2 separate regions of the Homo sapiens genome follow, and region 1 is linked to region 2. Evidence: chromatin loops called from intact Hi-C (ENCODE). Cell type or tissue: CD4-positive, alpha-beta T cell. All regions are shown on one strand.

Evidence for each region. Peaks named below come from ENCODE experiments on the same cell type or tissue, not always from the same donor. Only the 100,000 strongest peaks of a DNase experiment are listed, where the experiment ranks them.
Region 1: a loop joins it to region 2, with 13 times the contacts of the local background. A loop is called at or near these places in 4 of 110 quality-filtered maps.

Annotation. Positions count from the first base shown.
Region 1 is chr6:167,370,451-167,372,950 of GRCh38, forward strand. No RefSeq gene overlaps it. Among named protein-coding and RNA genes, the nearest start is that of TTLL2, 47 kb to the left of the region's middle. In CD4-positive, alpha-beta T cell, CTCF peaks have their summits at 1,356 and 1,615; no DNase peak of the experiment used is centred here.
Region 2 is chr6:166,774,008-166,776,507 of GRCh38, forward strand. It overlaps a transcript of RPS6KA2 not described here. Among named protein-coding and RNA genes, the nearest start is that of RPS6KA2-AS1, 130 kb to the right of the region's middle. In CD4-positive, alpha-beta T cell, CTCF peaks have their summits at 1,371 (motif pointing right) and 1,573; a DNase peak (open chromatin) is centred at 1,364.

The DNA of each region.
Region 1 (2,500 bases), 600 kb after region 2:
TTGACTTAGGTCCTAATTATCAGCCACATTTTGCAGAGGCTTAGAAAAGCTGAAAACAATGACTGAACTCAGAGCCAGGAGGGGTGCTGGTGCACTCTTGTGTCACCGTGCAGATCGGAGGGTCTTGACAACAGGGTCTCACTTGCCTGAGTGCACCGAGGAAGCAGAACAGCCTGGCTCATAGAGAGCCTTGCCCGCCTCCACAGCCTGTGCTCTGCTCGTCCCCACCAACCCATCCTGAACACCCAGAGGAAAGGGGGTACAGATGTGCAAAATCGTTCCTAATAACTGAGTTAGTTTTGATTTCTTTTAAAAAAAGACAGATCTTTTTTCAAAAAAGATCCATTGTACACACCACTCTCCGACTGGGTTTGATCTTCTTCACGTCACCATTAGAAAACCGGATGATGTGTTCTCACTCAGAGGTGGGAATTGAACAATGAGAACACTTGGACACAGGAAGGGGAACATCAGACACCCAGGCCTGTCGTGGGGAGGGGGGAGGGGGGAAGGATAGCATTAGGAGATATACCTAATGTAAATGACGAGTTAATGGGAGCAGGACACCAACATGGCACATGTATACATATGTAACAAACCTGCACATTGTGCACATGTACCCTAGAACTTAAATTATAATAAATAAATAAATAAATAAAAGAAAACCGGATGATGGTCGCCTTCTTATCCATGCTCGGCTCCTTCTGGCTGGCCTCGGGGAAGGTGGTGATGGCACAACCTTCGCTCAGTGCCTGTTCTACCTTTATGGAAACACAAAAGCTCCAAGATGAAAAATGATGTAAAGCCTGATTATTGTGGTTTCATTATTTTTTCTCCAATTCAGAATTATCATATGATTATCGCCTACATGGCATTCTCGACACTGGCTGTGATATTTCCCCCAAAATTGTACTGACTGAGTAGATCAGGTCCAAATTCCCATCCCCGAATGTGGTTATCAGTAATGAATAAGTGCTATGATCTGTCCCACCAACATTCGTCTTTCATAAGCTCGTGTCCCACAGTGGCCATCAGTCTAGATCTTCCACGGCCGCTGACTTGGTGAGTTTAGAGTCCTGGGCCATGGGAATTGTGGTAATTACTACGTAAAAATTACTCTTGGAAGCTTTTTCTTTCCTTTTCATCCCAATCTCCTTACCTCTACGCTCCTACGGCCCATCCCAAAGATGTGTTGATTTTAATTAACTATCAGCAAATATTATATAACCTCATGTGCATAATGCTGGACAAGGAATGTAGAAAGAATATCTTTGTCTTCACATTGAAAATATTACTCATGTAAAGATTAGCAAAAGAAAATATCTGAGAGAAATAATCTCAAGATCTGGGGAGTTAAGATAAGTGCATGTGAAAATTCCAAATGGCAAAATGTGTTTTTGTTATTTATGTCACACTGTCCCTCTTAACCATAGCTCAGAAATATAGGTGTTAATTCAGCTGAGAAAATACAAAGGGAATAGAAGCGAATGCTGGGCTTCTTAAACTGTCTTCAACCATCCACCAAACAAACCTTGACGGTGTGCGCCACCTGCTGGCCGGGACAACAGCCTCCTGTTTGATGGGGTTTGAACTAAGATGACTCCACCTGCTCCCAAACCAACTCGGTGAATGAAGCAGGGCTGTGTTCAGTTCCGTATCTGAAGATGAACTTTTAACCAACACTAACAGCTCCGACAATGTTTAAAGAATCAATTACTCTCAGAAGTAATAAAGCACAAATAATATTTTAAATGTTCCACATGAAAAGAATCAAACAATCTATTTTGGAGTTTATATTATTAAAAGAAAGAAAACACAAAAAAGGAAAGAACTTTGGCATATCCAATGCAAGATACACAAGAAGTAGATGCAAGATGAGTCACGAGAAGAGGAAAGTGCTGAAGACCTGGGAGGGAGGGTGGGGGAGCCAGAGACATAGGGGCAGGCAGAGGTGGGTGACCGCTGGTTGTGGGGAGAAAGGAAGGATCGCGCTAGCAGAGGGCACAGCGCGTTACCTAGTTCTTGTGTCCTCATCTTCGTGGTTTCATGAGCTTCAGCGATTGGTTCCTCCATGCACTTAGCCAAGGAGGAGCATCACTTATGTCTCATGGACCTGCCTACGGGGATGGCAAGGTCAGGTGCTCAAATGATGTGGGTTTCCTTCTCCCCTGACAAACCACTACAACCACTGCGCTAAAGACAAAAGCATTTCAGTGAATTCAAACTGTTACTGCAAGTAGCATTCCCTGTTGTTCATTTATCCAAATGCTTTACCCGCTTGCAAGACATGAATTCGCTTTTACTGAGGCAGAGTTCCCTCAGCAAAGCTAGCCTGAGGCCGACTCCCAGTTTCTAACAGGCCAGCAAGAGGCGTGAGATGAACGAACTGTTGAGCTGAAGAAGCAGCGATGATGTGCTGCCCCAGGCAGGACTGGGTCTCCTCGGAGCTCACAAAACACTGTAGCCGCAGCCGCAGCCGCAGCAGGTGCCTCTTCCCACC
Region 2 (2,500 bases):
TCGCCAACCTTTTGGAAAAAAATATGGATTGAATCTTTTTTTTTAAGTCTAGAAAGTGACCCAGTGTTGTGGGAGAAATGTGAAAGGCAGGCACCATCGCTTTCACGGCACTTGGGGTCATAGTCTGGATGACCAAGATTCATTTGATCCTCAGGGGTCTTTTATGATTGGACTGCAAGTAAAGCTGCCAGCCAAATTTTATAACACAAAAGGTGTTCCGTGTGCTCACAGCACCCCTGCTTACCAGATGACAGAATGTCTTGAAGATTGTGCACGTTCCTCAAAAGACACATTTAGACAGTCATGGTCAGGCAGTTGATAGACTCGATATCAGCTATGAATTTCTCAGTGAAATTAGTGCATGGGATTCTAGAAAATTGGACACTTTCAAGTGGTGCTGTGGCTGGAGTGGTGCAGCCGTCTTTACCCAGCGAGCGTCCCGGCGTTGGTTATTCTGGGTCTTTGAGAATGCTGTGACTGTCCCTGCTGCTGCTGCACCCATCCCAGCACCACGTGGCTAAGCTCTCCCAAGATGCTACGGACCATGGTAGGGAGCTCAGCCTCCCAAGCAGCCAGCCAGGGTTTATTTCCTGGCACCAGAACTTAGGCAAGTCATTGGACTCCTCAGCCCCAATTTCCCTGTTTGTACAATTGAGGAAGACAGTCCCTTACACAGGGGTGGTGGGAGAAAGAAATGAGCTGGCCCATATTGGGCTCCCAGCAGACAGCAGCCATCAGTGAACATCAGCATGATGACGATGTGGGGAAAATTAAGGCGTTCCCAGATTACAGCAGCATAAAGGACCCCAAAACATCTCGCCCTTCTTTGAGAACGCTGGCATGTGTGCTTCTTGTCTGTGACCTCTGAGGAGTCGGATCCCCAGGTGCTTCAATAGCTCTGAGCTGTCCTTTATTTTGGATGAGCCCCGTCTTCCAGCTTTTAGGGTTGGGAGGGCAGAGGAGAAACGGCAGGTGGCACTGCGGATATTTTTACACAGGATAATGTGACCTGCCCAGCCTGCACCTGCGCTCAGCATCATCAGAGTTCCGTTTCTTATACTTAATTAGGCTACACAACCAATTTTACGATTTTACCATTTTGAAATCACGTGGGAGTTACCAAAATGGTTAATTTAAAACGGTTTTACCCAGACTTTGGGGGGCAGTCTTGATTCTTAAATGGCTTTGATGGCTTTGATAAACACCCTGGGCCCTTCCTCCAAAAAATACACACTCATTGAAAGCCCCCCCCACCCCCGGCCCCTTCGCACTATGCACAGCCCTCAGGAGCTCCACCTTTGGTTTTGGGGGAGTCTCTAAGTGCCCAAAAGTTTCCCTCGCAAATTTGCACGTCTACCACTAGATGGCAGCAGAGGACACAGCAAGTGAGAACACTCCGAGGCGCGTGCAGCCAATGAAATCCTGGAAACTTGTTACATTTTGTTATAACAAACAAAATATAGGCCTTGGTTTTCTTTAATCTTACTGATGTGCTCCTGGAAGAAGAAAAATGCTAATTTACACAGGGTCCACGTTGTAGGAAGGCTGAATTTGGTTTCCATGACCCCCGACTCTCCCTCCGCTGGTGCTCAGCTCTCCCCACACCTGCCAGCTTTATTTGGATTTCTGTCAGTTCTGAAGTATCAGCTACCTGAGGCTGCAGCATCAGCCAAGAAACCGTCTCTTTCAGACGCTTGCTGGCTTCAGGGCTGCAGCCCGGGGATCTTCTCTAGATAAAGCGCGGTGGAAACACACACAGACACATGACGATGCTGTCGACCCACATGCCTGAGCTCTGGGATTCCACGGCTGGAGCTCGGAACTGCGAAGGGGCAGAGACTGAGCGCAGGCAAAGGCGCACAGAGAGGACTACACAACACAAAGGATAATGTCCTCGCGATGGAGGAACCACTGTGGACAGTCAGGAAGACAGACACGCGTGGAGGGCCAGAACTGGAAGTGAGGGCGGGCATTGCTGGCTTTATCTGATCACTGGGAAGGGTGGTTGTGAAAGCCACTGAGGGTGTGTGCCTCTCCCCAGCCACAGCGGTGCTGGAGAGGAGGCTGGGGCGCTCACCACTCTTTCCTCTACCATCCGGCTCTGGGGGCCAGGTCCATGCAAAAATACGTGGAGAAAGTACAGCTTAGAGGACTTCTACTTCCAGCAAGACGCCAGGCAGAAATGACAGAGAATGATCTCGCTACACCCACTAGAAGTGGTGGATAAAACACAACAAAAAAGGAGGTTCAACGAAAAGCTGAGTTGTAAGAAGGAAGGATTAACCCACAGGCTCCAGAAATGAGGAGGACTGGAAGAGAGAGAATGGAGTCCCCGCACTGACTTTGAGACCGTCCTGGGGGCATTTTCCGTTTCTGTAATCTTCCAGGTTAGATTTCTTGTTTTTGTGTTTTAATTTTTTTTATATCGAGGTGAATTTCACACAACAAAATTGATCGTTTTAACATGAATGATGAGGTGGCGTTTAGTGCATTCACACTG